Regions from separate parts of the Mus musculus genome. Here all the other regions are linked to region 1. Evidence: chromatin loops called from intact Hi-C (ENCODE). Cell type or tissue: left cerebral cortex. All regions are shown on one strand.

Region 1 (8,000 bases):
AAATCAATTGTGTTTGTACAGGTGCTGCCCCCGGCCTGCACCCCGGCCTCTACTGCAGACCGGGACCCTGCTTGGAGCTTGTGTTCCTGGGGAGCTTCGTGTAGACGGGAGGGAAGGGACAGGACAGGGCAGGGGCGAGGTGATAAATAGTCTAAAAAGTCAGCTTGCTTCGCCAACTGACTGCTACAACAGAAAGGAAGAGATGAGGTCATCGGCTGTAGACATACACCTAGCGGGAGTCAGGGTGAGCTGAACCAAAACGCACACAGGATGAGCAACTGCTAATTATTTGCTAAGCGCTTCCATCAGTCTTTAAATATGGCTTGTTTGGCAAGAAGGCCACTCAGCCGAGGATGAGCTCGGGTCAGCTGTCCTGTGAGAGCACCCACAGGCCTTTGTGTTCTCTCTGCTGCAGACACGGTTTCTGCCGCACTGAAGAGCTGATTTATAAACAGGAGTATAAAACTGCTCCATTGTAAAGAGGTGGCTGTTTTTAAACAATATCCCATTTGCTTGTTACAAAAAGGCGTAATCTGCAAATATATAAAAACGTCCGCAAGCATCCCATCAGAAACGCCGGCTCATCCTGTTACTTAAGGAATGCTTTGTAGAGCAACAGTGAATGGCTTGTCTCACGCTCGTTTTCTAAACAAAATATGAGGTCCCTGAGGTTGACCCGCGTGATTCTTTGCCGTGTGAACTGTCTGGGGGTTCCCACGCCGGAGCCGCCTGGGACTGCTGCGCCCGGGCCTGAGCCCTGGTGGGGAGAAAGAAGAGGACATGTGCATTAGTGACCATAGAACAGTTAGGAGGGAGGAGGAGATTCAAGTATCCCAAAGACCCTGGTTTTGAGGAAACACCCTGCCAAGCTCCTTCCACAGTTCTACTACTTTAAGTCCCTATGCAGGGCAGAGGCCCCTACTCCCCACTCTGCAACAGGCTCAGGATGCCCACCACCTCCAATGTCCCCATAAGCTTGACCCTGAGTGGGAGAGAAGGTTCTGAACGCGCAGCCCCCACTTTCCATATCACACAACACAACACTACCCAAGAGGCTCAGGTGAGGGGATCAAAGACCACACTTGATGCCACACCTGGGACCGTGGCATCCCTCCTTGGCTGACAGAGGCACTAGGCCTGAACTCATGGGCAGGGCAGGCTGCTGGTCAGCTGGAGAGGCCGACTGCTCAGCGGTCAGGACGGTGATCCACGGCCAAGGGAAGGGGGCTCCCTGCTCCCCTGGCTGGGCCTTGCTGCAGACCCATTCCCTAGGTCACCACAGCTATCCAGCGAACTGAGCTCACTTCCTTCCTGCTCAGAAATAGGATGTACTAGGGCTGGCTTCTGGCCACTAAGCAGCTGATCTCCTCACTGCCTCCATCTGACCCCCGCTGGACTCAAACCACACGATCCCCATGGACAGCTCTCCTCTTCTCACAGTAGAGAACCAAGGTGTGTCCTGCTGGTTAAACTGTCCATTAGTATTCAAGTGTACAAACTGCAGTGATGTCCTGACTGTGCCTCCATAGTCGAAGCTTAGGAAACTGGAGTATCACCTTCTACTCATGAGGCACAGGGGCACAGGGGCCAGTAGATGGCAGTCATAGGAAGCTGGCAGGCAGGCCAGGTACAAGTGTGCCTACATGACCTGGCCAGTTTCTTCATGCATATGTCCAACTGAAGATAGGGTACTTTTCCTCAGATGCTGGGAGCCACCACTGTCCATCTGTGGCCCTGGTCTCCACCATCACCTTGGTAGCCATGTCCTTTTGGGTAGACAATCTCCTTGGATGTTATTGACAGCAACAGTAATGTTTCATCCTGAGATTAGAGATGCCTCTTAAAGGGCCACAGCAAAGATGTGCAGTTAGTAGGAATGAGGGAAGCTGTTGGTGTCCCAAAAGCCACCTCAAGCTGTGCTTGGTCCAGCACACACGAGCTTCCTTCGGGAGGTTCTTGGTGATATGGAAAGGAGCAGCAAGCCAATTTCTGGGAAGAAAGCCTACAGAGGAGGAGGTTTCCTGAGACCGGCAGAGTCCACAGGTCCTGGGGCTCTGGAGCAGGCTGAGGTCCAAACTCTTTCTCCATTTTCAGTAGTGAGCGAGCGTCACTCTTCTTGCACTTGCTATTCCTGATCCAAATCACTGTGGCTACAGGCCCAGGGGAGAAACTCAGGCGATGACATGATGTCCAGGCCCACTGAGGCCCGGCCTGGGCAGCGGGATGTGTGTGGCCAGTGTCCAGGCTGCATCTCAAGCCTCTACTTTTAGGTTCAACAAACAACAGCAGGGCTGGGATGGGCAGGGAACACTCAGCCACAATATTTAAGAAATGCCAAAAGTTAGAAATTGAGTCACAGGATCAACCTGGCACCCACACTTTCTGACAAGCAAGTACTGACACTAATGGGGCCCAGACAGCTTCATGTAGGCACACCAACCTGGGCCTCCAACCCAGTGGTATAGCTGTCACTACTCAACCTGAGGGGTCAGCAGTCAGGTGAGAATAAGACACAGATTCTCCATTGTGTGCTACAGGCCTCATGAGCAACAGGATGTGTGTGAGTCGGTGGTAAAGCCAAAAGTGCAGGCTGAGGCACAGCACAATGAATGCTACACTCATTCAGGGTTGGCCACAGCAAGAAGAGCCTCAGAACTACGACCAGCTGACCTGAGTAAATGGTCCTGAGAAGACTATGGCACCCAAGTGTACCCTAAACCCTCTTGGGCTATGGGAGCACACACAGGTCATCCAACCTGTGGAGTTTCAGAGGCCCCTGGGAGTCCTTAGCTGATGGTCTAGGAAGGGTCACGGATGCAGTGAATGTGTTCCTGGCTACTGGAATTGAAGCTTCTGCTCAGAGCTTGATACAGGGATCCACAGGAACAAGGCATTTGCTAGCACCCACATAAAAGCTGAAACCTTAACATGGTAACTACAGAGGACTCTTTGAGGTATTTCAAGGGTGGATATGGACACAGAAACAGACAGGCAGACAGACAGGCAGGCTGACACACTCTCTCTCTCTCTCTCTCTCTCTCTCTCTCTCTCTCTCTCTCTCTCTTTTATGCATGCACAAACACACACACACACACACACACACACACACACACACACACACACACACAGGAACACATAAGGACACAGACACGAACAAACATGGACATGGACACACACGATGGCGATACCAGGAAAATTCTCACTGGTATATGAGTCTGGGCCTCCTGGGTTATACTGCTGTGGCTACCCACCTGGCCCCATCCAAGGCTATTGAAAAAAACTAAATAAAAAAGTGAGTCTATTTCTTGTCTATCTAGCTTCATCTATTAAGGCCAGCCTGCTATACACAGGGTCTGTGTAGCTAGTTCTATGTCCTAAGGGAAGCACTGGGCTTTAGTTCCTCCCCAAGGTCACAGGGTTACAAAGTTACAGTCTGACTCTTTTCTCTACCAAGGAGTCCCACTTCAGGAATAGGCTAGAGCTCTGTACCTCAGAGTGAGTGTTTCTGGGAAAACCTCAAAGACCATGAATCTGCACCACTGTCCTAGCCAGCCATTAGGTTAGAATAGTATTGGAAAAGCAGCCGACTAGGACCAGACCTATCAATGGCTACCATCCTTACAAACGCATCTCTGCCTTCACTTCTGCGAACTGCCACACATGAGCCATGCTCACCTGCAAAACATTTGAAGAACACTAATAGACACTTAGAACTCTGCTAAGAAATGACATCAATTCTAAAAGGCTCAGCACCAGGACAGCCTGGCCACCTCTCCAGTGCAAAACTCTAATGAAACCCCTGGGAGAAAATGCCCCCATGCTTAGCCAGAGGTGTTAGAAGAGAGGATGCCACCCCTACAGTAGCATGACCACACTCTCAGCAAGGTTGCTCACAACAGGTGGAGATGGAAGGAACCTAGGACATGTACCCAAGTGGTCCAAAGACAGGCAGTGAGAAAGGAGCCTCACAGGCTGCAATGGGTCCTCAGATGGGAGAACAGAACCTTCCACACAGGAGGAATGAAGGGGAAGAAATGGGGGGGGGGGGGGTTCAGGGTCTATAAAACAAGCGTCCATAGGGTCAGTAGAGGTCCTGAGCAATCACAGCAAGATGTGGTACAACCTAGACAAGAGTTCCCAGTACTGCCAGGAGAGGGTGCCATCACCCCACAAGAAACACAACACCTAGGTGCCACATTTGGAGGTAGAGCACACCCACAGACAAGTTCCTAGTCAAGCAGAGGTAACAAAGGGCAGGCTGTGCCTATGAGCAACAGGCCCTGGATGTTCAGAGCAATGAACGCTACACTCATTCAGGGTTGGCCACAGCAAGAAGCACTGCCCTTACAGAGAGCAGAGACAGAAGAGGCCAGTGAGGACATACAAAAGGAATGCTAAGCAAGTCCAGGAAGAGAAGGAAAATCAGAAAAGAGAAGGAAAAAAGAGTGATGAGGGTCAGAAAGGAGGTCATGCAAAAAGCTATGAATTTTGTAAACTATGCAAACCAAGGCTTGCAGCACAGTGAGAGCCCAGGGCACAACAGCAGTGATTAACTTACCAAGGCAAGAGAAAGCATGGCACCTCGCCTTTAACCAACCTGCAGGTCAGGACAATGTGATCAGCCACCACTGGATGGCAGCAGCAAGAAGCACGGCTGAGTTGCTGGAGGCTGGCTTCATCTTCCCCCACACCGCTTAAGACACAGGTTCAATTAGCCTAGGGCTGAAAAGCAACATCTCCAGGAGGCCAACCTCACAGGGTCTCAAGTGAGAAGGGAAGCAGAGGTGTGAAGAGAAGACACCATTACATTAGTGAGACCAGGGACATTCACAAACTGTGTACGGATGAAAGTAACCACAACACAGACAAAGCACAACAGCCTTCACAAAGAAGCCAGGAGTGGCTGTGAGCACTGGTTACCCCAGCTCTTAGGAGGTGAAAGACTGAGTTGAAGGCCAGCCATGCAATCAAAAAACTGTAAAGAAACAGGGAATCCTGGCACACACCTTTAATCCCAGCACTCAAGAGGCAGAGGCAGGCGAATGCATCTCTGAGTTCAAGGCCAGCCTGGTCTGCATGATGACTCCCACCAGAGCTACACAGAGAAAACCTGTCTCAAAAACCAAAACAACAAGGACAACAAAAATGAAAATGAATGCAGGGCGGGTCATGGTGGCACAAGCTGGCAATCCCCAAACTTGATAAGGAGGTTTCAGTGAATTTAAGGTCATGCTTAGTCACAAAGCAAGTTCAAGTCCAGTCTGAGCTGCAGGAGCTGCTGTCTCAAACAAACAAAGTTACATGTACAGGTAAAGAAACAGAAGATGATAAAGAAACATGAATGTGTATGCACCGGTGTGTGTGCACTGCCTGTACACATGTGCATGCGAGGCTACAAGTTAATGGCTGCCTTACTTGTGTAGTGAGAATTTTGGTTTCTTTGAAAAAGACAGAAATATTATAGGAATGTTTTCATTTTAATCCCAGGTGTGGGGCTGCTTCAAACTGACCACAGCAACTATGGTTTGCCTTGTGCTCTAGTAAGGGCAGGATTTTGCCAGTTACAGATGGTTTCTACAGTTGTGGGACATTTAGAATTCTGGGAACTTTTCAGAGGGTATATAATGTCAGGGCCGCCAAGAGTTGGTTGTTGTTGTTGGGCTATTGGTTGCTGTTGATTGCTGTTGGTCAGCTTGTTAAGTAGTCGTGTGTAAAGAACAAGAACTTAGACATAAAGATGAAGATCAAACTTGCCCTAAGAAACTTAAGCCCTGATCAGCAGGAAGCAGTTTAAGGATGTTAGCCCTTTCCCCCTCTATCCTTCTGTCTCTCCTATTGAGCAATAGGGGTGGGAAAGGGGTGGAGATGGGTGGAAGAAAAAAGAACTCACTAAGTAGCTAAAGTCTGCTACATATTTGAGACAGTGTCTCTCACTCACTGACTCAACTATACTGCCTTTAGCAAGCCCTGGGTTCTATCCCCCACCTCCATCCCCCAGTGATGGGATTATGGTACACACTACAGCACCTGCATTTATGCCTCAACCAGGTGATGAGTTACAAGGACTTACACCTTACAATAATTCAGCAAGCCACAAAAATACCCAGCAGGAAAAGTTCACTCATGTCTTTTAACTCCCCTGGTATTCTTCTCAAGGTTTTACTCAGTTCTTGGCCTCACTTCTGTGTGGACTTTGCAGGCCTGCACACTTGAACAGCAGACCCAGTTGCTGCAGCTTTTTGGACAACACATTTACATAGATGCTGGCCAAAGTTTCCTTCCTATCCCACACTCAGACTTCTTACCTGCCCTGAACTGAGAGGGATGCCCTGTACCTCTAGGGTCTCCACACCAAGAGAACACTACACAGGGAGTCACTGCTGGCACTAGGGCTGGAGATGGGTCAACAGTCCTTGGCAGGGACAGCACTGCCCTGCTGAAGTCACTACTCTGAGCTGACCCAGTCTGCCTGCACACCTCCACAGCAGGACAGGGCTGACCAAGCAAAGCAGACAGCAGTTTCTATGGGGATAAAAGCGAAACCGACTAAGAGGCCTGGTGGCAACCGAGGGTTCACTGAGATTTTCACCCCAGCCTCCCCAGGATAGAGGCTCACTCTCCATCAAGACTCACGTAAAAATAGTCAAAGCCACACACAGACAGGGGTGCTGTGTTGGACTGGACTGGAAAAAAATGCCCCGTATCTGCACAGAACTGTAATAACAGAATAAACAGCAACTGGGTCCATTGAGCGGACTGAAGTGGCTGCTAAAACAAGAGTCCAGACCACATTCTTCATAGAAAAGCCACCCAGGAGCCTCATCACATCAGATCCAAGGTGCCCAGTATTCAGGTGACAGGCACTAGACAAGCACTAGATGGGAAAAGCAGTCCACGACTGAGGGAGAGCAGTGAGGGGAAACTGAGGCTGGAAGCTTCAATACATATGTCCAACGACACAGGAGAGATCCAGCCATCATAAAGTGGCAGGCAGGGAAGTCTGCCACTCACTGGATGGATGCTTGCAAAGAGCCTGTAGACCAATAATATATAGCCTATATAGTTCAATAACATAGCCTATAGACCAATGGTTCTGTAACATTCCTAATGCCGCCACCCTTTAATACAGTTCCTCATGTTGTGGAAACCCCCAGCCATAAATTATTTCACAGCTATTTCATAAACTGTAACTTTGCTACTGTTATGAATCATAATGTAAACATCTGATATGCAGGATGTCTGTCTGATATGCGACCCCCATGGGGTCTGGACTCTCAACTGAAATCTATGTTTGTAAGTGGGAACTGCACTGGAGCTCTACAGCCAACAGGAGCTGGCATGACTCCAGTCTGGCCAAGGAACATGACCCAGTATGACGAGCAGAGAGGAAAACAGTGATGCAAATGAACATGGGCCACAGCCCAGCCCAGTGCGTGTGCGACTGGAAACCACAGCACAGTCTAGTGCATGTGACTATGTGCCATACCACAGTCTAGTGCCTGTGTAACTGGAGACCAAGAGGAAGAGAGATGGGAACAGAACACACCTAAAGAAAAAAATGGCCCATGTGTTGCAAATGCTTTAAGGCACAGACCCACATGTGAGTCTAAACAGCTCAGCAAATGGAAGAAGCAGGCTGACCACCCAGAGACTGAACCCAAGACACAGAAAACCTCATAAAGAAAGGCCTGAAGTGTCAGCAGTCAGACCAGATGTACTACATACAAAGGCAAGGACAGAAAAAGTGACAACATGCACCAACACCCTAGAAACTCAGTGCAGAGTGCACAGGCAAGAATAAGCATGCCCAGTGCAGGCACACAGATGCCAGCCCCGCCAGCCTCCAAGCCAAGGGACAGTGATGCACAGCCCAGCATCCTCAGCAGCAACAGTGAAGACAGCTGAGCAGTAGATACACAGGCCTGCAGTGCTCTTCTAAATGCAAATGACAACTAACGGCTTAAAGCTAAAGTAACCATTAGGGTAGCATATATGACACT
Region 2 (8,000 bases), 57 kb after region 1:
GGGAAAAACTGAATCTTAAGCCCCCATCCCCATGTACACAGGAAGTAAGAAGCAGGCTCTTTCCCTCCCTTCTTTGCCACTCTGTAACAGGTCATCAGCCAAAGACCCTTCCTTTGTCCCTGCCAGCACCTTCTGAAAAGTGCTGTCAGATCTCAGCCTCTGCCGGGGCCTGTGCGCTGGGCCGCATACCCCAGGTCTGACTCTGCAGGAAGCTCTAGGCAGTAGCCCTGGATGGGGAGGGCTCAGTTCTTTTTGCTGCTCAGCATCAACTAAGACCTCAGTCCCTCAAATTAAACGCCTTCAGATCCACACAGCAGACTCACTACTAAGGTCTCATTCTAAAGCCAGATATCCAGTTTGTCACAAGAACCAGAAGTCCCCCAGAGCAATGACTCCAAAACCCAAGGTCATCAGCACCACCCACCTGCATGTTGTAGGTGCACTCCCTGCAAGTTTGAGCCCACAGAAACCGGTGCCTTCCTCAGGGCCACTCTACCACTCAGAGGACAGGACCTTACAAAATGGTCCCTCAACACCTCAGGAAGGAGACAGAGACGGCCGGCCCAGTGAGTAAAGGCACTGCTATGCTCTGCAAGCTGGCACCCTAAGTTTGATCCCCAAAACCCACAGAAAGGTAGCAGGGACGACTGACTGTCCACACCTCTGTCCACTCTTCTCATGTGTGCTGAAGCACATGCACCCATACACCATGTGCACACACACTAACAGTCTGTGCACACACTAACACACCATGTGCACACACACTAACAGTCTGTGCACACACTAACACACCATGTGTACACACTAACACACCATGTGCACACACACTAACAGTATGTGCACACACTAACACACCATGTGCACACACTAACACACCATGTGCACACACACTAACAGTATGTGCACACACTAACACAGTATGTGCACACACACTAACAGTATGTGCACACACTAACACACCATGTGCACACACACTAACAGTCTGTGCACACACTAACACACCATGTGTGCACACACTAACAGTCTGTGCACACACTAACACAGTATGTGCACACACACTAACAGTGTGCTTAAAGCTCCAGGAGGAGAGGAAAAGGCTCTCCCGAACTTCACAGACTCTCAGAGTGGCAAAAGGCCTAGCTTCCAGCAACCCCTCCTACCAGAACATGATTGTAGAGCAAACTGCAGGTCTGCATGCAGCACACTGGCCCCATACACAGCAGCAAGCTGCTTGGGCAGACAGGTCACAAAAGAACAGGGTAAAAGTGGATTCTAACTGTGGGCAATGTTAGCTCTTAAAGATTTTCAAGCTCTTATGTCTTTGGTACAAATATTCAAAAGAAGGTAAAAAACCAAAACTTTCACAGCCCTAGCATAAAATATAAAACTCCTACTTCTTAGACATAACTGTGCAGTGCCTGATCTGCCAAGCAGTTCTAAAGAACTGGCCCAACTGCACTCAAACCAACATCCAGGTAACCCTGGCTTCAGCACAGGCACAAAGCTGCACAGCACCCAGACTTCCTACACAAAAGCCCCCCTCTCCCATCTTCTTAACTTAATCTAGCAGTTTTAGTGCTAGCCAAGGCCTGACTAAAAGACTGCCAACAACAGCCCTGAACAGCAGCTGCATCCCAGACCAGGCAAGGAGAGGCTCATGGAGAAAAGCAAAGTTGCTCCTTCAAACTCCACAAACTGCTTCAGACCTTAGGCAGTTTCTACAGAACTTTACATCTTTGCTTCAAGATTTGCAAAAAGAGAAAAAAGAAAAAGAAAAAAAAGCAGCTATAATGATTTGATCAGCCCGGATATAACCTGCTATTTATAAAAGCTGTTTCCAAATTTACATTGTAAGTGGAAGAAAGTGCACATTTACACAGAGGCAGTCTTTGAAAGCATCCTGGAACACCCTGACTTAAGTACTACCCCACCAAGCCACTCCATTCAGGGCAGGGGGCTGAGTGAGGTAGACATGGTTCTGATCCAGTGGCCTCTCTGGGGCAATTGTGAAGAGGTTTCCCAGTGGCCGATCTTCCCTCCTTCACTCATTCCTACCCAAGCCAGGGGGTACTCTTCTTAGGAGCCCTAGTATACAAGAATCTGCCCAGAAGTGCAGTGCATATACATAGAGACCAATAAGCCAAGTATAACAGCATACACTAGCACCCAGGAAGCTAGAACTGAAGGACCTCAAGCAAGGCCTACATGGGCTATAGAATGAGAGTCCCAGACAACCTAATGAGAGACCCTGCCTCTTAAAAACCAAAACAAAGAGTTGAGCTGATATGATGGGTTCTCCCCAAGGTCAGAGCCTTTGCTTGAACACACAGCATGAAGTGTGGATGAGCCCACCATCCTGAAATGCTCACAGACCCTCTACTACTACCAAAACACAACAATGCTGAACAGCTCCAAAAACAGCTGCAAATGCCAGTCATCATCCCATCACCACACTGCCCGAAGATGACAATGACAGGCCAGCTGTGAATCTGATGGGAAAGGAGACCCACTCCTAGTCTTCCAAAGTGCACCACTGCCCGAGTTATGGTTACCAAAATGTTTCTCCTCTTCCTCCTCTTCTTCTTCTTCCTCCTCCTCCAGCAGCAGCAGCAAACTAGGTTACAACCTTTGGCCTAAAGCCAGGCCCTAGTGAGGTCCTCCCATAGGTAGCATGTGGCTCTGTGGGTGGTGGCCACCCCAGCATTGTCCACTCAGAGCAAGACAACCTGCCCCAAACTTCTTGTCCACTGGGTAAGACTTTTCACTGGAATAAAACTAACCTTAAAAAGACTGTTACCATCCTTCAAGCAGGGAAAGGATCAGGGAACTAGGACTAAAGTGCAGCTGTGCCCATCCATGTCTCATCCTGTGGGGCAATGGACAACTTCCTATTCACTCAGCAGAGACAAACTTTACAGTCAGACAAACTGAGGCTCCATAAGCAAACAGCAACTGTGACCTCGAGTAAGAAAAGCTAAAGTTCCAAGAATGTTCCTCTTGGTTGCTGCTGCCAAAGTTGGCCTTCAGAACCCCAGCCCATAACCCCTCCAGAACTCCACCCTGAGCTGCCTGAGAATCTATCTGCCCAACAACTCAGGCAGACCCAAATGTGGTGAGCCACTAATCCACATCCACGTGTGGGAACCAGCACCTGACACCTGTGTCACTCCAGAGCCACAGCATCCAAGCCAACAGAAGGAATGTTTGCTCCTACACAGAGAACCTATGATTTAGCCAAGTTCTAGAGCAACATGAGAGTAAATTCAATACCAAGGTAGAATGAGCACACGTAAAAGAAAATGCTAATTTGCCAAGTTAGAAAAACAGCCTGCAGGACAGCATCCTCACCCAGAACTCTCAAAGTCACCAGAGCACACACTAACTCTGAGGTTCTCTCACCTGCCCTTTTGACAACTATAGTCACACTGTGACATGCCTCTATCTCCTCCTGACATGTGCACCTGCCATCCAGCAATCTGAGAACTATCTAAAGCTCTCATTGTGGATCAAACTTAGACTTTGGCACCAGCAAACCACCAGCAAGTCACAACCACAGTAACATCCCAGTCCCTTTAGAAACTTGTCCTGACAGGGAAGATCGGGGCTCCGGTTGCTTAAAAAAATAAAAGAAATTAAAAAACAAGTTCAAGGTACTTATTAGAAGTTCCTGGTGAATGCTGAAGATTAAACTTGATCTCACAGACCTCAGGGTGAAGCCTGTGTCCCTCCCCTCCCCCAGCATGACCTCTCTCATGAGGGCACTGGGAGGGACTCAGCCCTTTTCACACTCCTCTCAACTGCCAATGGTATGCTATTCCACTTGACACCTATGTGTAGCCTTGAAACCTGCCTCCCCCTCTCTCTCCACTTTACCGTGCAAAGGCTGCTATTGGCTAAACAACGTTTTATTAGAACCTATTTTCATCTTTCCTGAGTATATTTTATTATAAAAGCTATCAATGAAGGAGGAACATCAGTTAGAAAAAGTTCTGCCTACGCAGTTACAGGACAAAACTAGGATGCTTGCATCCTCTGACTACGCCTCCCCGTCTTGTTTAAAAAGATGTCGGTTTTCTAGCACTGGTGGTAATGGTTTTAAGCACCAAACATTAGCTTAGCTTTGGGTGTTTTTAAAGTAAGGTAATCAATCAGCACTCCTTATCAAAACAGCAACAGAAGCCAGGGGTACAGAGGATGGGTGTGAGTTTTCTCTTTTTTAGAAAGCATGTGGGACTTTGAAGCAGAGCTCTGGGTGTCTGCTACACACCAGACTCTGCCCTACTCTCCAGCACAAGCATGGGGGCTGATGCAGACGCAGACGCAGAGACGTGCAAATAATGAACATGTTTACATTTCCCCCAAGGAGTTATCTTCTGCTCTACACGCCAACTCTGAACCTGACCTGGAAAAGGAGGCAGCAGTGGTGCAGACAGCAGCCAATGCCCTTTTCAAATGACATCGTCCTTCTCCCAGGGAGACGGACTTCACTTGTGCAGCACTCAAAAGCAAAGGAGCCAGGGTAAGCCAGGATTGCTATGGAAGGATGCCATGGGCACCTGACTAAGCCAGCTTTCCTGATAAAAGGACAATGTGGGCACATACTTGCATTGGGGAAGTCCGTGTTAAAGTACTGTGGCATTTCGAACAGCAGACTACAAGCACAAAATGCATCTTAAACTATAAATATCAGCCATACTTTCCACCCAGAGGTCAGAATGAAGATAATGAACAAGGCATTTCAATTTCACACACAAAACACACACACACACAGCCACCCCACACACACACACACACCCTGCTCACTTCTCAGCAAACCCCAGATGTGTGGCAAGAGACATCTGCAGTTCCTAGGCCTTATGTCACACCCAGCGCCTCCTCAGAGCATGGCAGCCCCTGCAACCTCTCAAACACTTCTGGGTCCTATATCCCCATAGATAGGGCAGGTATCTCTGGACCTTTGATGAGCCTTCCCAATCCTCATTGACTTCCACAGCAAAACCCAATTCTAAAGATGCTGTAGGTCTTTCAACGTGACCCAAACCACTTTTAAGAAAACAGGAGAGGACACAGTAGCAGCATGTTTTCTAATTCTCTACTACTGCCACCGCGGCGGGCGGGCGGGCGGGCGGCGCTGCTACTACTGCTTGCACATGTCACCGTGTAATACCGGAGGAGCGCACAGGGCTTGCTCCGGCCCAGGGTTCTGTGGGAACACTCCTGCAGAGGACTCTCAAACAAAAGCAGGCTACAAGCGAGGAAAGGAGCCACTCGACAAACCCAAGGGACCCTTAGGAATTCGAGGACAACAGAGTCAGAACATGTGTGGAATCTGCAAGAGCCGAGACAGCTCCTGTGTCCCAGAATCCACATCACCATGATCTCCTGCATCCGCAGACCCCTACGCACTAAGTGTCCTACTGACCTCCAGGGATGGCAACAACAAAAAACACCCAGGGTCCACTTTCAGGCACTGATGACCACTAAACGCCTGCTCCCAGCATGGAGTCCCCAACCGGCTTCCCTGGCAACAGGAAAGCCCATGCCGCCTTCCACAGACTTCATTAGCATGCCCGTGAGTAGTCGGTTCGCCCTCTCTTGACCTCACCTGAGGAAGGAGAGAGAAGGGCCCCTCGGCTATACGGTGGTAGCCCAGAGCATCCGAATGGGACAGCAGAGTTCCCCGAGGGATCTGGGAGCTCCAGGACTGGGACGCCCTCAAAACTGGCAGGTCACCTGGGCAGGGGCCGCCCCTCGGCCTCTCGGGCCACCCGACTAGGGCACGGTCCCAGAATGCAGCCCAGAACTTCCTGGAACGCCAGGGCAGCCTGGTGCACCCGCCCTCGGCCTCCCGCCGCGCGCTGCCACTCACCTGGGGGCAGCTGGAAGTTCTGGATGTTGGTCGGGTTCTGCGGCGGCTGCGGCAGGCGCGGGGCCAGCACGGTGGGCGTCAGCGTGGCCCGGATAGCGCCGGTGGTGGCCGCCGGCGTCCGAGGCAGGCTGGGGGTCGCCGCGGCCGCACCCTTCGCCAGCCCCGCGGGGGTCCCGGGCGCAGGCCCCGGCAGCGCGCCCGGCATGGCGGGCCCGAGCAGCACACTGCCCGCCGCGCCCCCGCCCGCGACCCCCGCCGCCGCCGCCGCCGCCGCCGGCCCCGGCCCGGGCCCCGGTCCGGGCTTGGGCGCCTCGGCCTTGGCCCCCTGCGCGCCCGCGCCCGGCTGGCCCAACCCCGCGGCGCCCCCGGAGGCCGCGGCGGGGGCAGGAGCGGCCCCGTTCTGCGCGGCGGCGGCAGCGGCGGCGGCGGCGGCAGCGGCAGCGGGTGACACGGGGGGCGCGGGCGCGGCGGGGTGCCCGGGCGGCCGGGCTGGCGCGACAGGCGCTGGGGGCGCGGGCGGCGGGGGCGCGGCGGGCGCGGGCGCGGCGGGCGGCGAGGGCGCGGCGGGCGCGGGGGCCGCCTGGATGACAGAGCCGGCGGCGGGCGGCGGCGCGGGCCCGTTGTTGACCGGGCTGACAGCAGGTGCGGCGTGCGGCGCGGTGGGCGGCGCGGCGCTCCCATTCAAAGTTTGCGCGGCGCCGGGGCCGGGCGGGCCAGGCGGGCCGGGCTTGGAGGCGCCGGGGCCGGCGGGTGGGGCGGCGGCGGCGGGATCCGGCCCCGCGACGGCGGCGGCGGTGGCGGCGGCAGCGGCAGCGGCGGCGGGGCAGGGCCCCGCGCTGGCCTCGGGCAGCGGCCTCAGCTTGGCGGGCGCCGGCGCGGGCCCTGCGGGGACAAGCAAGCGGCGCGGTGAGCTGGAGCCCGGGCGCCGCGGGCCCCCACCCGCCGGCCGCGCTCTACCTGCGGGGGGCGGCTCCGGCGCCGCTGCGGGCGCGCCCTCGGCGGAGGCGGCCGGCCCTGCGCCCGCGGCTCCGGCCGGGCTGCCGCTCACAACATGGTTCCCGAGCGCGCCGGCGGCCGCGGCCCGCAGCTCGGGCGTGCGCGGCGCGAGGTGGTGGTGGTGGGCCGCGCTGGCCGCCAGCTGCGACTCGAGCGAGCCCACCAGATCGCTCACCACTTTCTCGTCCACCTCGCTGTTGAAGAAGACCTCGTCCAGCAGATCCGAGCCCGCCGCCATCTTTCCTCCTCGCCGCCGCCGCCGCCGCCGCTCGGCCGAGCGCGCCTGGGCAGGAGGAGGTTCCAGCGGGGCGGGGGGCGGTGCGCGGGGCGGGCGGGGGCGCGGCGCGCAGGGAGGGGGGAGGGGCGGCCCACTGCGCAGGCGCGCCGACACGCACCGCCCACGCCCGCGCCCCTGTGGCCTCCGATTGGCTGCGGCGGGCTCTTAAAAGACGCGGCCAATGGCTGCGAGCGCCAGAGGCCGGGGAGCAGGCTAGGCGCTGGGTGCTGGTCGGCTGTTGGAGCGCTGGTGGGAATGGCAGCGGGGCCGGGAGAGCGGCGGCTCTAGGCGCCGGGTGGGTCGCGGCAGCCGGCTGCGGGGTTCGCCCTTTGTCTGCACCCTTCCAAAATGGCTGCGGCCAGGGCGGGCGGTGACAGCTGCGCGGGCGCTCCCGGGGCCCCGGCGGTCAGAGAGGAGCAGGAGTCCTGGCACGAAGGCGCTTTCGGGGCGGAGAGGTGCGCAGAGGACGCCGCGGACACGACGGGTCAGCTCCCCTGACTTACAGCGGTTAGTACGAGGGCCGTGCACACCCCGGACGAAGCTGGACATCCGGAAGCTGATTTGTTCTTTATTTACTTTTCTCGTGGGGGAGGGGGGGGTTGGTTGTAAATCCTCTAAACTGATGCTTGCTGGCACTTTGTAGGAACATTTTCGTTACCATTTCTCCCCTTTCTTTCTGGGTGTTTTCTTAACCAAAAGGCCGTCTTATTGGACATCGCTATGGATTTCGTCTTTCCTTTTTTTTTTTTTTTTTTTTGAAAAGGCCGAAAACAAATTCCAGATGGCAAAGCTTGTTGGGGACCTCAACGCAACTGACCTTCCTAGAATCATCGTCACCTCTGAAGAGACTTGCCACGG
Region 3 (8,000 bases), 130 kb after region 1:
GCCATCAAAGTCAAAACCCACAATTAGGGCCGAGATACCAAATGGCCTGCGCCCATTGCTCTGTGTATAACGCTGAAAGGAAAAAAAAAGTGAGCACCATCAACCACAAAAGTTCATGCCAGACAAGTGGTTAGTGCCGAGAGAAAAGGAAGCCACCTGCAATTCAGATGGATGGAGAACAGCCTTTAGTGCACCCCTTCCTCTTAGACACACCCAAAGATTTATTTATGTGCGTTGTGTCTTGTGTCAGGAGGAGGGATTAGATCTCTCACAAATGGAGTTAGAGACTGCTTGTAAGCTACTTTGTGAGTGCTGGGAATTGAACCTGGGTCCTCAGAGCAGCTAATGTCCTTAACTGCTGAGATTATTGGAAGTCATCTCAACACAGGCTGACATGTTCCAGCTATAAGCTGTCTCTAAAGTTTGAGTGTCTTACTACAGAGTTGGGGGTGCCTTTCAGCACCCTCTCAACCAGAGTAGCAAGACAAATACTCGTACTCCCCTCCAGAGAACAGAGTCAGGATGAATCCAAGCCAGAAGAGACAACAGACTGGCAAGATGAAGTCACACAGCACCCTGATGGCGGACAGTGCCTAAGCAAGCACCTACCTGCTTCAGACTCGCAATGTAGCGGGTGATGTACTCCACAGTCACTGGGTCCTCCACTGTCAGCCGGTGGCTCTGGCACTCTACCCGGGCTCTGTTGATGACTATCCTTGCATCAGCGGTGAGACCTGAGACAAAGGTTCCTGTCAGGGCAGCTCATGGATACGACTAAGGTCAAGAACGTCAAGCCACATCCCAAAGCACACCAGCTTCTGCAAGCTGTTCCAAGAAGCAAGTACACGAACAACTGTGGATGCAGTCATGCTGGCACTCAGTTTTGTTTAGGGAATTGCGACTTCTTAGGTTGGATCTGTTGAGGATGATACCTGACATCTCTAGTGCAAGTGAGGCTCAGCAAGGAGGCTCCTGTCATCCCTCCAACCACAGGTGCTCCTGGACCGGAGAGTCAGGAACTGTTGCTGATACAGACATGACTAACAGCAGCAGTCAGGTCCAAGAATCCCCAGGAGAGATCCCAAGCTACAACTGCTGTTCTTGCTCTGTAGTCCAGGCTAGCCTGGAACTCAGCGGCTCATATCCACTTCATTTACCCAGTTTATACGTGTCACAACTGCCCATCCCCTCCAACCTGTCACCAATGCTCTGCTTGCCACCCTGGTTCAACTTATACCTGCAAAGGCCATACAGACGTTATCGTCCAAGGCGCAGATTTTTCGTACTGTTCTTTCATCTTGTAGCTTGGCCACTGATTTTTTTTCCACACCAAGAACAACAATGTCCTTTCCTCGAACACCAACCTTAAATGAAAATACATGTCACTTTTAAGAATCGTATGAGGACAGCTATTATTTTCTGACACAGCAGAATGGAGTGGGTTAGGCACATACAGATAGGCTTGGTGCAGGAGCCCTGCAGAAAAGTAAATCCACCCATATCTGGTCTACCGCTTGACAAACTGTACCACAATGAGGATCCAGATCCGCTCCTGAGGACCAGGACAAGTTATCAGGACCTGAATGCCAATTTCATGCCCTCAAAGCACTGAGGCGGTTACAACTGTATCACTGAGACCCTGAGTAGAAGCCTGAGGTGACTAAACCCCAGGCCACAATCCTGCCTGTTCACACTGCATGCACATAGTACTGGCAGGACCCGGTATGCTACAAAGTGAAGCACAATCCACTGTTTAAGACACCCCCACCCCCCTGCCCATGGCTGCGATTGTAGAAGGGAGGACGTGGTCCCTGTATAGACAGGGGAAAATGGGCCAGGGGATGTGGAATGGCATTTGCCCAGCACCAAAATCAAAATCAAACCAAAAAATTTTGTAGGCTATTTGGTCATACTGTTGATGGTGTTGTTTACTAAAAGACAAAACATTTTTTTAGCTGTGGTTCAGCCTCAGCTCACACCTTTAGCCCAAGGACTTTCTGCTTGAATATTGTAAACGAGATTAAATAAAGTCAAGAGGCAGGACATGCAACCAGCTGGCCAGAAGTGAAGATTATTTAAAAACAAAAACAAAAACCATAGAGTAAGAAGAAATCATGAGGATGGATAGAGACAAAGGAAGCAGAAAGGAGGGACATTCAGTTTGAAGGTTTTTTGAGTCAGCATGAGAAGGGGCAGGATTCCTGGTGGGACACTGACTGAGGAAGGTCAGCTGGGCTCTTCTCTGCCTCTAGGAGCCAGTAGGCTTTCACTCCAGTATCTGGTTCCTGAGTCTTCATTGGTAAAATCCAGCGATTGAAATTTTGTTAAAACAACAACAAAACCCCACAATAAACCCAGGAAACCTCACTTAACCCTTCAATCAAGAGAGGAACAGAAACAAATGTAGCAATCCCGGAAAGGGTGGTTGGGTAGAGGGCACCGCCCCTTGCCAGCTCCCTCTGATGTGGAACAGGATTCCCGGGCCCAGACCTCCAGATACCAGGAACCTCCCACAAGGCTCACCAAGGGCCTGGAGTGATTTCACACGTTCCTTCTGTGTTGATTCCTGTGACCTACAGGATCCAAAGCTAGCTGGATGCAGCAGGCAGCTGCCAGTTGGGAGCACTGGAGACAGGCACCCCAGATTCTAGAACATTCCTACTGAATGCGTGGAGCCCAGAGGTCTATACACTGGTGTCTTCCTCAACCCTTCTCCAACGTCAAAAGCAGTTTTACTTTTAAGTATGTTGTGTCTGTGCCTCTGAGTACAGCTGCCCATGGAGGCCAGAGGTGCTGGAGCCCTTGGAGCTTAAGTGTAAGGCAGTTTTGATCCTTAGAATCTGGGTGCTGGAAACTAAATTCAGTACTCTTCAAGAACAGATCTGCACCCTTCAACTGCCAAATCATCTCTCCAGCCCTCCAACTTGTTTTTTGAGATAGGGTCTCACACTGAACCTGAAGCTCACAGATTCTGCTACACTTACTGATCAGCAAGCCCAGTGTATCCTCCTGCCTCTGCCTCCCAGACTGGGATTCCAGGCATGTCACCAGGTGCAGTGCAGGGAGCCACCTCACTGGCCTCACAGGTTTTTCTTTTGTTAGACGGTTTCTCACTAGCTGTATCTCTTGGGTTTGGAGTGATGGCTCAGCGGCTGCTCTTCCACAGGACCCCAGGTTCAATTCCCAGCACCCATATGGCAACTCTAGTTCCAGGGAATCTGACACTCTCACACAGATATATACATATAGACAAACGGCCAAACGCACATAAAAATAACTTTTAAAATAATAAATTAATAATGCACACACACAACCACAAAGAGTCTTTATAGTTTTAGAAGTCTTTAGGGTCTCTAGATTTAGAAGCCCAGGCTGGCTTTGTACTTGTGAGATTTTTCGAGCCTCAACCTTCTAAATGCCAGGATTATACAGGCCTGCACTTCCAAGCCCTGTCATTCCAGAGTTCTTGGGTGGATTGGGTCACCAAAAGCTTTGGGGTTTTAGTTTCAAGGAGATAAAATACCTGGGAAATGTAAGCGTTTCAAGACTCGGAACCACGTGTGTTCCGGAAGATCCGGTGACTCGGGAAAAACAAAAACCAAAACTAAAACTGTCTCACTGCTGGCGCTTACAGGTGTGGGGAGTCCTTTTCCAAACAGTGCTAAGGACTGAACAAAACTGGGGCGCGGTGAGAAGGGCCCACCGGAACCAGAACACGGCGTCGGTGGCGCATGCGGACCCGGAAGCAGCCTGTCACCATCGCAGGGCCGACGAATCGCCCTTTGTTCACAACGCCCACCTGGGCCTAGCTCGCAGATCCCCAAGTCCCCGCCGGCGCCGGCTACAGCCAGCCTCCCGCCGCCCGCGCGCACCTGCGGCCTCCGCCGTCCGCGCCGCGCGCACAGCACCAAGATGGCCCCGGCCCAGCCCCGGGGATGCGCTCGCCTAGATGCTCCGCAGTGGGGAAGCCAGAAAAAATCGCCCGGCTCTCCGGGAAGCGCGGCGCGGTCCCCGCGACCTGGTGCCCTTCCTACGTCGTCACCATTCAGCTCCCGTCACCTCCTGGTCCACCCGCCGCCAGCAGATAGCGCGGCCCCCGCGCCCAGGTCTGCGTGCCCCGCTTCCTTTTGCACCCCGTCGCTCAGGCCCCGGGCCGGCTCACCGCGGTGGAGCCCTTTTTGACCGCCTCCTGCGCGTACTCCACTTGGAAGAGGTGGCCGTCGGGCGAGAAGACGGTGATGGCGCGGTCGTAGCTCATCACTGCGGACGCACTAGCTCGGGCCGCCGCCGCTCAAAAGCGCACACTCACCGTCAGCGCCCCGCCCTCCCGGGCCACGCTGCTGGCGTCTGGCGTCAGGGGGACGTGCGGCACGGCGGGGCGGGGCAGGGCGGGCGGAACCACCGAAGCTCAGCACAGGGGGCGGTGTACCGGCTACCGGCTGGACGAAGAGCGCAGGCCGGGTGCAGGGGGCCTCCGCGCGGTATCCTGACCTGGGAGGCAGTCGCGTAAGGCGTGGGGACGCGGGGGACTCGAGCGCGCATTGGCGACAGGCAGGCGGGCGAGCCCACGGCACCGCGCCCCCCGTGTCCCCGCCCCCGCTCTGCGGAGAATGGGCACCTCGGGCCGCGGGGCGCAGCCGGAGAATAAACCCCAATGATCACGGGCTGAGTCCGCGCCACCACCATGTCCGTGGCCTTCGCGTCGGCGCGGCCGAGAGGCAAAGGGGAGGTCACTCAGCAGACCATCCAGAAGGTGGGCATGGCCGAGGGGGTACAGAGTGCGGGTGGGCGCGGGGCACGAACAAAGCCGGGGCACAGCCCGCCGCACGGAGCCCTGACGGCGGCTCCCCGCGCCCCCAGGAAAGCCTGCGCCAACTTTGCTGGAGGCACTGGCAGCGGGGGCCCGGCGGCCGCAGGGGGTGGGGACCCCGGAGCGCGTTGCGCGTTCTTCTCCCAGAGCGCCCCAGGCAGCAGACGCAACAGAGCGAGACGCCAGGGCCCGCGGCCCCTCCAGCCGGGGCGGGGGCTTGTCGCGCTCTGCTGACAGCCGTGGTAGCGACGGTCGCGCGCCTTTGCGCGATGCTTGGCGAGTGGAGAAGGGGGAGCAGGCAGCCTGGAGGCGCGCCGCTGCGGCGAGCTGGCCGCTCTTGTGAGGTACTGCGGTGCCCTGCACAAAGGAACGCATCCAAAGTGTGCGTGCCATTTCCAGAGCCCGCACCGCTGTCCAGAGCTTGCTGCACGCGGCGGACTTGAGGCTAGCGCAGCCCCGCCCCCGCTCGGGCCACTGGGTATCCGCGAGCCTCGCCTTCTGCACCCTGGCTTCAGACACCGCAGGTTTGTCCTGCAGTCTCTCAGTTTCATCCTTTAGTTTGGGCCAGTTTCTCAGAGAAGGCGTTTGCGTGGGTGTGTGGACGTCTTTAACAAAAGGAAGCTTTAAGTTTTGGCTTGGACACTTTAGCTTCTTACTGTTTGCCTTCGCGGTTCCAGGCATCTTTCTTACGCGATGGCTTTTCCTAATTCTGGTTCCTTTTACAGAATTCTTGAATTCTTTTGAGCCAGTTAGTTCCCAAAGGAAATTGGCCTCTCTACTCCCTCAGAGGCTTGTGGGGATTTTCTTCGCTTGTCGCCTGTTTCCCAGATCACCCTTGCTATCCTCCTTAGGAACATAATGGTTATCACTGTTGGCAAGTCCTAGTTAGCAGGGGAGATTATTGGAGGAAAGCAGAAATGCAGGTTTTATAGATCTTGCCACATTTAACTTTTTGCAGAAGTGACTTAGTGAAGGAGGCTACAGAGGCTACGTGGTAAAGCTAATAGTAGCCCTTCCGTGTGGCTCCACAGGCTGCTGTCTGTGTGGCCATGAACTAGGAGCCTTGGTTGGTGGAGGGTGGAGTACTCCACACATTGGCAGTCCAGACAGTGCCCAGGCACTCTGGCTGCTGGATCTTAACAGTCACTCTTTCCAGTGCCACTTTTGGCTTCAACATTTTTAGTCAGTAGTCAAACGTGCTCATCAAAGATCCTCAGTTTCTCCAGGCAAAGGTGTATTGGAGGACTACGCCAAACATCAGATCACAAAGAGGAGATGTTGGCTGACCTCAGCTCAGGGCAGAAATTCAGCCTGTGCATCTTTGGAAGTGGGTCTTAAGTTTAGCCTGTCAAGGTCCTTAACCTGGTAGGGCTGGCAATTCACTTCCTGTCTCTGTGAATCCTTTACTGGGGAGTCTGAGAAGGCCTGAGGGGGGATGTGTCATGTACTTAAACCGTGCACTCTGACCTGGCCTGATGATGCGCCACTGCAGTTACATTCTGCAGCATATGTGGCAAGACGGTCTGAGAACAGCCTGAGCTACATGATAAGTTCAAAGGCAGCTCAAGATGTGTGTGTGTGTGCTAACCAGCCCATGATGAGACCACTGGGGAGAGCTAGGAGTTCCAGAGAAGGAGAAGGCCAGTGGGTGGTGAAAGCAAAGGAAATAACAGCGCGTTCTTGGAGGACGGATCCTACTCAACCGTCACAGCCCGCAATGTCCTCTCCTCAATCTTGTCTCGACAGTCACAAGGCCATTGTAGTACTTGGAGGTATTGCTGGTGGCATATGAGTTAGCATGTAATGAAGTGGCCTTTGCTGGTCCGTAGTCTTGCATGGTACACCCTATAAACTATAAAATCCATAGCACAGGTTCTGCCTAGGCGAATGTATTCGTGTCCCATAACTTCCCTGACTGGCCACAACCCAGGTGACATTAGACAACAGTTTTCATTCACTCACTCTGTCAAGGTGTGAAGAGTGGCTGGCTGCCTTCCTTCTCTCACGAAGTTCTGGGGGAGGCTACCTCATACCTTCCCAGCTTCTGGTGGCTCCCACAGCCTTTGGTGTCCTTTGGTCTGCGATGAGATCTCTGTTTTCCTCTTCTGGGATCTCCTCGCCTGTTTTTCTGACTCTTCTCAGAAGCATACCATTCTTATAAGGTAACAAACATTGGTTTGCAGATAGCCTTCTTTCCAAGTTTGGGGCTTTCCATAGAAGTAAGAGTATGAGGTCAGGAAATTTGAGCAAGCTTTGAATCGTTCTAGATGTGGCCTGCAGGGAGGGAGTGGTGACCCAGAGTGGGAGTCTGGAGAGCTGCCCTGACCTGGAGCAAGTGACCTTGTGACAGAGCACTGGCACCTAACGAGGATGTAGTCAGAACTGTGCTTTTGTGTGGACAATGTGTGTGCCTGGGATCCTGAAGTGGAACTACAGCTGGCTAGAGCCCTCAGAGACACCACTGGCCAAGGACCAACTCTAACTCTGTCTTTCTCTCCACTAGCTGAGGGCTATAGTATCCCAATGTCCAGCACTGTGCGCTCCTGGTGCAACCAGCCAGGGTATAGTGCAGTGATTTGGGTGGCTGCATGCCTATTAGAAGGCCCACTGGACGCCCCCTGCTGTTTCATGTAACAATTACACAATAAAAGTTACATATCTCTATTGCTGATTATTATTATTATTTACATGCATGGGTACATGTGCCACAGTGTACAGGTGGAGGTCAGAGGATTATGGAGTCACGTCCTTCTCCTTTGACTGGGGTTCCAGTCTCCAGGCTTTTTTGGGGGTGGGGGTTAGGTGTTTTGTTTTTTGGTTTTTTTTTTTTTGGTTTTTTTTTTTTTTGGTTTTTGGAGACAGGGTTTCTCTGTATAGCTCTGGCTGTCCTGGAACTAACTCACTCTGTAGACCAGGCTGGCCTCGAACTCAGAAATCCTGCCTGCCTCTGCCTCCCAAGTGCTGGGACTAAAGGCGTGCACCACCAACACCCAGCGTCCAGGCTTCTAAAGTCAATCCTATTAATAAGGCACTTTGGCTGCTTGGAACATTAGAGCTGTCCCCATAACGGTGAATGATGTGTGGAGCTGAGTCTGAGTCCCCTATTAAAGTGGAAGAGTAATGGCTCTTGGGTAGCTGTTCTTGAGCAACAGTACTTCCTAGGGGGGCACAAGGTTTCTCCTCCCATCTC
Region 4 (8,000 bases), 110 kb after region 1:
CAGCCTCAGGGAGCCTTCCTCTGCCCATCAGCTGCCTACACAGATCCACAAAGCAGGATGCCCAGAGCCTCAGAACCAAGGGTCAGAGGTCAGAAGATTTGGATTAGAGCCCTACCCTACCTACTGTCCCCTGGCTGTGTAACCCTGGCAAAGTCATCCAGCTCAGGATGAAACTGCATGATACCTCACAGGGCTGGCAAGGAGACCACTTGGCCGGGTGTGTGAGATGGTCAGACTAGCTCTGAGTGAGCTTTTATTTCTATCCAAGAACAGAGGCCCAAGGAATTTGCCCCCTCACCCTAAGCTGTTCCTGAGGTCTCAGAGAGGCTTGTCTCCAAGTAGAGGTCCATTTCTGTCCCGTGTTCTTGAAGCACTTTCTGTGTTTCTGCCTCTCCAGCACTTAGAGAGTCAATATCTAGGGTTGCCTAGAACCCCATTAGGTTTGACTAGCAGCCCAGCCTCAAACGGCTGCACCTGTGAGAGTGGCTGAGGCTTGGTGATTGTGTCAAGAGCTCCACGTGCTTCTCTCTGCTTCCCTGTAGTACGGCTTCAACACTGCGCTGCTCCAAACCTGGAAAACCTGGGTGTCAGGGAAGTGGGGTGGGAAGAGGAGAAAGGCAACAGAGAGGACAAGAAGCCACCTGGGACGGAGGGGAGGGGACAGGCAAGAGAAGGGACAGAAAGATGAGCTCAGCATAAAGGCAATTGCCAAGCCTGGTGACCTCAGCTCAGTCGTCAGAACCAACGTGACAGTAGGAAAGAACCAAAGCCCACAATGTCCTCTGACTATTGCGCATGTGCAATGGCCCCCAACACAGATTCATATCCACACATACAATAAATAAATATATGTAATTTTTAAAGAGTAGGGACAGGGCTGGGCAGTGGTGGCGCACGCCTTTAATCCCAGCACTTGGGAGGCAGAGGCAGGAGGATTTTTGAGTTCGAGGCCAGCCTGGTCTACAGAGTGAGTTCCAGGACAGCCAGGGCTACACAGAGAAACCTTGTCTCGAAAAACAAAAACAAACAAACAAAAAAGGAGTAAGGACAGAAAGAGAATCAGGAAAGCTGGAGCTTAGCTAGCAGACTGCTTGTCTACTGTGCATCAAGCCTGTGTTTAATGTGGTAGCAAATGCCTGTGACCCCCAAACTTGGGAGGCAGAGGCAGGACGATCAGGGGTTCAAAGTCATCTGAGCTACATAGTTTACAGCCAGCCTTGGCTACTTGAGAGACCCCTGTCTCACAAAACAATACAGGACCAGGAAGGGGAAGAAGAGAAGGGGTGCTGAGTAGAAAGGAGGGAGATGTCAAAACACATGAACTTTGACCCACTGTGCAGATTCTAGAACAGAAGGCTGGTTGAACCGTAGGAAATGGAGTTCATCTGGAACCAGGGACAACAGGTAAGGCTGCAGGAGGATTGCTGCTTATGCAGATCCTCCTCCTTACAGCGCAGTCACACATGCAGCACTAGTATGCTAGGAGACAACCACCCTGGGCTCCTCGTCCTCTTCTCTCTGCCTCCCACACAGTCTACCTGTGCCTCCTCTTTCCATCCCAGCCAGTTCTGATCGCAGCAGATCAGAACTTTCCGGCAGCGGCAGTGTGGTGATGAGATTCTGAGTGTGGGGAGAAGCCAGGTCAAGACTCCTTACCTGGCATATCTCTATACGTCACACCAGGATCTTAATTGCTCTTTACCCGTGGACCATCAACCTAACCGTGGTTTTCTTTAATTCTTGGTTTGTATGTTTTGTGCTAAGCACCTGTGAGATCTGGCGTGCTTCTGAGTTACAGAATGGTTTTCTGTGGCACCACACAGTCACCTGCTCCAGAATACTGGCAAGTGTTATCCCAGCTGGCCAGCACTGAAGTGTGGGATGGGGGTTCAACTTCCTGCCTTCTCCCTGCCTTTCTTGGGGCTTGTGCACTCTACTCCCATGCAGCTTATGGCTGCAACGAAGGTTTCTGCAGCTAGCTCAGGTTCTTCACACATCCAACCTAGCCACTCTCAGAGCCTCATGCAGCCATTATCTTCTGGGGACTTCTAGTGTTCCAGTAAGATGGGCAGAGTAGCTAAATCACCATTTGGGAAAAGGAGAGACTGAGATAGGGAATCTGACAAGGTCAGAGTTCCTCAGAAGCCCTGGCTACTCTCTATAGATCTCTCCACACGATTACCAAAGGGGTGGGCTCAGCAGGCTCTCCAGACCTGCACACTTGTAAAGAACTATATTGTAGCATTACTGGGTAGATGCGCCAGCCAGGAAACAAACACTTCTCCAGTGGATACCTGGGTCAAATTTCAGTCACAACTATTCCTTTTCTTGGGTCTGTGCAAGTACCCTCCATTGCTGGTACTGGGCAGGACATCAGAAATGAATGGCAGAGCGTGTATTCCTAGACCTGGGCAGTGTGTGTATTTTTAGCCTCTGCACTGTGTGGCCATCTACACTGTGCCTAGTGTCCCCAGGGAACCACCCAGTTGCAGATCAGGAGCCTGGCAGGCACTTTGAGGCCACTGGGAGCTGAACCCCCTTCCTCCATCTCAAGTTGTAGGACTCAGGAAGAATCAGCCTCTGTTAACTGAGGACACGCCTCCAACCCACGCGCCTCCGACCCACGAAGCCTTGAAAAGTAGGGGCTACATAGAGGGCTCTGCATCCAGGTCACTGAGGTGCTCACAGGTCCTCACCCCTTCCCCCCCCCCCCCCGCCCCTAAACCCTCCATCAAGTACAACCTGAATGACTGTGCACGGCCATGCTGTAGTGACAGCCTGGATGCCCCAGACCAGAAGACCTCTTCCCAACAGGGTTGCCTCAGTTTTCCTGAGTCAAGACCCTGGTGTGGGAAATATGGCTGAGTTATAGTTGATCAAACAGGCTTTTCTGCCTTCTCTGCTGCTCGGTGATGGAGGCGACTCAGTGGGTCTCACAAAGTTGTGTGTGGGGCACGGAGGAGTGGTGTGGAAAAGATGCATGGCGTTTGAGGCCCAGACTAACATCTCAAAGGACTCTTCAGGCTCACCAGCAATTCACCCACATACTATGCTTGTTTCTGCTTCTGTAAACTGGGGGAAGTCGTCCCACTATGGGTGTCTAGTGTGGTGGCTCATTCTCAAAATTTTGGCACATCAGAAGACTGAGGCAGGAGGTTAGAGACCAGTTTGGGCTGCACAGTCAGTTCCCCGCCAACCTGAGCTAAGAGTAAGACAGACCCCTGTCACAACTAAAACTAAAACTAAAAGAAAACAAAAAACAAAAAAACAAAACAAAAAACAGGCTCAGCAAGATGGCTCAGCGGGTAAATGCATTTGCTGCTAAGTGTGACCCCCTGAATACCCATTTCCGGGACCCATATGCTTCCAGGAAGCAGAGAACTCCTAACTGTCCTCTGGCCTCTACACATGTTGTGACATATGCACACACGGACACACATGCACATGCACCGAATAAGAAAATATTAAAATTTAAAATTGTTCACAACTATTCCCAGCATCCTCCGGCAGTGGTGGTAAGTTGATGTCACTACAGTAAGAAGTACGTTTTATGGCTCACATTTAAGAGAAATTGTTTCACAAAACAGTACTTGTTTTCACTATATGGGATGTTCCCTTATCTCCTCTTTCATTCTATTTCACGTTTATAAAATGCCAATCGCCACCAAATTTCTCATAGTAACTAATATTGGGCTCTAATCTGATGGTGGAGACTAACTGTAAATTAGCATGCGCTCATACATACAAAGTTACCCGCTATGCATGATGCGGAGTCAGCAACGCAAGAATGGGAAGCGATTTAGGGGGAAATCTCCCAATTTTATACTGCGGGCTGGGCTTTGGGCCGCAGTCTGAGGACGCGCGCACGCGGGCGGGAGTCACCCAAAACAGTCAGGGCTTATTTTAGGGATATCAGGCTTGGGAGCGCAGGGCTGCCCCGAGCTCCCCCTGCACTTTCTATTTCAGGGTCGCCCCCGCCGTGAGCGCTGCAGAACTGAGCAGCACCCGCCTGCCGGTTCCTTAGCCCCGGGGAGCAAGCGGGACTGAAGACGCACCTGGCCCGGCGCTGTCGGGGTCCAGCTCCAACAAACAAGAAAGGAAGACTGACAACTCCGCCCTATTAACACCTGGGCCAGAAGGGTGCCAGCGGCACGCGCGGAGGGAGGAGCCTGGCGCTCTTCCAGGTCCAGCCCCCGCCCCGCCCCCGAGTTTGCAAACAGTGGCCTCCCGCCTGCCCCGCGCACGCGCGCTTCGCCCCGCCCGCTCAGTCTCAGGCCCCGAAGCGGTGAGCGAGGCCCGCCGGGAACCGGCTGGGAAGACCCGGAGAGGCAGGTCCCCGGCCGGCAGCTTCCAAATGCGCAGGCGCGGCCCCGCCCACCGCCTGCGGCGCGGCCATATTTAAAGGGAGCCGGCAGCGAGGAGCCAATAGGCTGCGAGCGTACGGGGGCGGCGCGCGGTGGCGGGAGGCCCCGGATGTGGCTGCGGCGGCGCTCCTCCCCCGCTCCCTTCAGACTCGGGCTAAGCGCCTCGCTCTGCTCCCTCTCCGGTTCGCTCGTGGCCCGCAGGCCCCTAGGCGCGGCAGGAGGCGCCTCGGAGGCGGCGGCGCGGAGCTGCGCAGGAGTGGGAGGCCAGGCCACCGCGCGGCAGCGGAGCGGGCGGGGCCCGGCGCTGGTCCCCCGCGCCCTGCGCGCCCCGGCCGCCGCCATGAGCGGCTCGTCCGGCACCCCGTATCTGGGCAGCAAGATCAGCCTCATCTCCAAGGCGCAGATCCGCTATGAGGGCATCCTCTACACCATCGACACCGACAACTCCACCGTGGCGCTCGCCAAAGGTAGCGGCCCGCCGCCGCCGCGCGCCCAACTGACGCCCCAACAGCTCGCCGCCCCGCGCCTGCCCGCACAATGGTGTTCCCCGCTTCGGCGGGGGCTGTGGGAGGAGCGGACCAGGATCCTGCCGGTGTCGGGGGGTGGGGCGGCTTTGAAGCCGTGGACCTCCCCACCTGCGAGACGCCCTCGCGGGGCGAGACGCGCGCCGAGGCGGGGGGCCCGGGTCCGGCGCGCTCTCCTTGGAACCCCTTGGTAGCCACCGCCCGTCGAGTCGCGGTGCAGCCTCTCGCCGAGCTAGGGCGTCGGTTGAACTGCGGCTGTCCTGCTCTGAACTCTCCCGACCCTGTCCACTTGAGGGGTTGGTTTGATGAGAGAAGTCCAGAGTCGGTGCGCTAGTCGCGGCAGCGTGAGGGCCCAGAGCTTCTTTGTCTTCTTTCTCCGCGTTAAATGGGGCGCTTGTTTCCTTCGGCTCTCCAGAAGCGTGAGCGCCGCAGCCCGCCCGGGGTTAACGTGTTAGACCCTCGAGGGTGCAGATGGGAGGTTCGAGGCCAATCTGAAGCCAGCATGCTGCAGTCCTGGGCCATTCTCCTAAACCCTAGCCATACCTCCTATTTGAAGCGAGGCGCACAGACCCAGACTGGTGCTGCAGTGAAGGGCTCAGGGTTCCGGCTTTTTGTTCTCTTGAACTCTTCATGCTGCACTTGACGTGAGATCCCCTGTTGGAGAACCAGACCCAGAGTAGGCCCCTGTCCACAATAGGAGTTTGCTACTTAAAGCCTGCCACCAGATTCAGCTCAGCCCAGGAGTCTTGCCAAAGAGAGGTGTGCTAGCCTTCCTAGATCCATCCTGTCGAGGGTCCGTTGGGTCCAGGATTTCCTTATGAACATAGAAACTAATGTTGGGGGTCTGAGTTTGGAGATTTGTTCCCTTTGTTTCTGCAGCAACCATGGCCTGTTCTTTGTACCAGGGCTAGGGAGATTTCGTGCTTGCCTCAGAAAATCTCCTCAGCTGCAGCTTGTGATGAGGGCCTAAGGGTCCATCTGCAAAGTCAGATGTGAGAAAAGAGGTTCTACAAAGAGCTCTGCCCATCAGAGGGCTTTCACAGATTATCAGGGAACTTTGTGAAGCTTGGGATTCTACGGGAATTCTCATGTCAATTCCTGAACTACTGTCCCTTGTGGTCTTTGCCACATGGTGCTGTATAGGTATTGTCAGCGAGCTCGAGTAGCTGTTAGTTGTGAAGAGAGTGCTGTGTCAGAGGGCACTCTCTGTAGTCAGAAGCTTGGCCCAGGACAACAAGTTAACTGTCGTTTTCTCAACCCCTAAGTGAGGTCCTTTGGTACTGAAGACCGTCCCACAGACAGGCCTGCTCCCCCAAGAGAGGAAATTTATGAGTACATCATTTTCCGGGGAAGTGATATCAAGGATATTACTGTGTGCGAACCTCCAAAAGCTCAACATACACTCCCTCAGGATCCTGCTATTGTTCAGGTAAGTGTCGACGCTTCTGTGTGGCTGTGCCTTTACAAGAGAGGCTGGTTTCCCCTTGAAAGTTGGTGTCATCTGTTTGGAGCATTCAGCTTGAGGAATTGCCCTCTAGTGAACACTGGCCTGGTTTTCACCTAGACGGTTTCTGTTCCTAAGGGGTTAATTCATGCAGAGCATACACCTTACAGGGTTACATGCGCAGCATGGAGGGCCGCTAGGGAAAGAGACCTGTGGCTTGCTGTGCGTGAGGTACAGATGCTGCTGCTGGTGGCCTTGCCTGGGCCTGGCATGCCTAGAGCATAGCAGTCTAGCTTTGAGTGGCAGAGTATAAGTGGCGCATCGGGTGTTTTGAGGGTGACGGGGTTGGTTCTCTAATAGTTTTCTGTTCTGGTAATGCATTATTGTCGGACACTAAATTTGAAAGTCTTAAGCTAAGCCTGACTGCCTGGTAGGTTACACCCCAGGATTACAGGGGTGGGTACAAGGGCAATTAGATTATTATCTTTTGTAAGTTTAGACCTTCGTTGGCTTCTCCAGTTCAGACTGCCCTGGGTTCTAAGATGAAGCTATATTTAGAGAGGTAGGAGCAGGTAGGGTGCAGAGTTGGCACTTGAGAGAACCCAAGTCAGATTTCTGGAAAGCTTGGATAGGTATTCAAGGTCTCAAAACAGGGAAAGTAACGACCAGACTAGAGGAGGGGTGGGGGCAGGCCGTCCTCATGAGCATTCATCCCGGAGGCAGATTGTTGGGCGGGTGATGAAAGACACATTGGAGATGTGTAAATAGTTTCTGGCCTCACAGCTGTCCCTCTTCAGGGAACCTTTCTCCACCTAAAAGTGGCATTTCCTTGTAAAAATGTCAGATTGCTGTTGGCAGAGGGCAGCTGTAGGAGTTTTAATTCTGGAAGGAGTTCATGCAGCTGTAGTGAAATGTTTGGGGAAGGTCTGTTTGGCAACAATGGAAACTACCCAGGACTCCCTACCATAGCAGGAGTGCAGGCTGACAGACCTGGCACCCTCTTCCTGAGAATGTGCGCTATATGGAGACTTGAGGGTACCAGGATGTTGCAGCACTCTCACCTGTATTGTATGTCTCATTGTTCAGTCCTCCCTGGGCTCTGCCTCCGCCTCGCCCTTCCAGCCGCATGTGCCTTACAGCCCCTTCAGAGGGATGCCACCGTATGGCCAGCTGGCAGCCAGTTCCCTGCTCAGCCAGCAGTATGCCGCTTCCTTAGGTCTAGGTGAGTGACCGTTTTTGTGTGCTTGACTACTCTTACCGTGACAACCGTGCAGTGGAGTCATGCACCCTGAGAGCCAGACAGTCTTCATGTCCTGCAGCTGCTGGATTCTTACATCCTAACCACTCCTGATAAGTTACCCAGCGCAGCATCAGCACGTTAGTGTTGACGAGCTGTTTCCTGAGACTGAGCCAGCATTGTTGAGTTTGCACCAGATGACATAAATCAGAATGCACCTGGGATAAGAAGTTGTGGTGCAGCTGTAGTTTTACACATGAGATCTGTCTGAGAGCCCACTGATACCCTGTTTCCTGTTGTAGCATAGATTGGTGTGTTGCAAGAGCCCAGCTCAAACGTGGTTCCACTGACAGGGCTTACTACTCCCAGAGATCAGCCCTGTCTTTGTGACCTTGAAGCTGTGTTCAAAACGTAGAGAGTTGGGCACTGTG

Evidence for each region. Hi-C counts contacts between places; a loop is a spot of excess contacts. Peaks named below come from ENCODE experiments on the same cell type or tissue, not always from the same donor. Only the 100,000 strongest peaks of a DNase experiment are listed, where the experiment ranks them.
Region 2: it touches region 1 in a loop (3-fold over the local background); 18 of 42 quality-filtered maps call a loop at or near these places.
Region 3: it touches region 1 in a loop (4-fold over the local background); 41 of 42 quality-filtered maps call a loop at or near these places.
Region 4: a loop joins it to region 1, with 5 times the contacts of the local background. A loop is called at or near these places in 6 of 42 quality-filtered maps.

The regions. Positions count from the first base shown.
Region 1 is chr2:179,912,850-179,920,849 of GRCm38, forward strand. It overlaps Taf4 (TATA-box binding protein associated factor 4), which reads right to left. Exons shown (of 15, transcript NM_001081092.1): 15 at 1-757. The coding sequence ends at 590. Among named protein-coding and RNA genes, the nearest start is that of Taf4, 60 kb to the right of the region's middle. In left cerebral cortex, CTCF peaks have their summits at 1,587 (motif pointing right), 4,143 (motif pointing right), 4,645 (motif pointing right) and 7,390; DNase peaks (open chromatin) are centred at 4,167 and 4,632.
Region 2 is chr2:179,969,544-179,977,543 of GRCm38, forward strand. Taf4 (TATA-box binding protein associated factor 4) reads right to left here and starts at 7,103. Exons shown (of 15, transcript NM_001081092.1): 1 at 5,870-7,103. The coding sequence starts at 7,103. 4921531C22Rik (RIKEN cDNA 4921531C22 gene) reads left to right here and starts at 7,310. Exons shown (of 2, transcript NR_033782.1): 1 at 7,310-7,649; 2 at 7,906-8,000. In left cerebral cortex, no CTCF peak of the experiment used is centred here; DNase peaks (open chromatin) are centred at 4,470, 5,458, 6,541 and 7,343; H3K4me3 peaks cover 2,663 bases; H3K27ac peaks cover 941 bases.
Region 3 is chr2:180,038,116-180,046,115 of GRCm38, forward strand. It overlaps Psma7 (proteasome subunit alpha 7), which reads right to left and starts at 4,349. Exons shown (of 7, transcript NM_011969.2): 1 at 4,163-4,349; 2 at 1,238-1,364; 3 at 610-734; 4 at 1-72. The coding sequence starts at 4,258. It overlaps Ss18l1 (SS18, nBAF chromatin remodeling complex subunit like 1), which reads left to right and starts at 4,368. Exons shown (of 11, transcript NM_178750.5): 1 at 4,368-4,753. The coding sequence starts at 4,685. In left cerebral cortex, CTCF peaks have their summits at 4,409 and 7,424 (motif pointing left); DNase peaks (open chromatin) are centred at 3,806, 4,327, 4,614, 5,074 and 2 more places; H3K4me3 peaks cover 3,230 bases; H3K27ac peaks cover 1,903 bases.
Region 4 is chr2:180,020,482-180,028,481 of GRCm38, forward strand. It overlaps Lsm14b (LSM family member 14B), which reads left to right and starts at 4,506. Exons shown (of 10, transcript NM_001372364.1): 1 at 4,506-4,831; 2 at 6,154-6,317; 3 at 7,419-7,554. The coding sequence starts at 4,705. In left cerebral cortex, no CTCF peak of the experiment used is centred here; DNase peaks (open chromatin) are centred at 4,380, 4,886, 5,199, 5,531 and 1 more place; H3K4me3 peaks cover 4,190 bases; H3K27ac peaks cover 1,845 bases.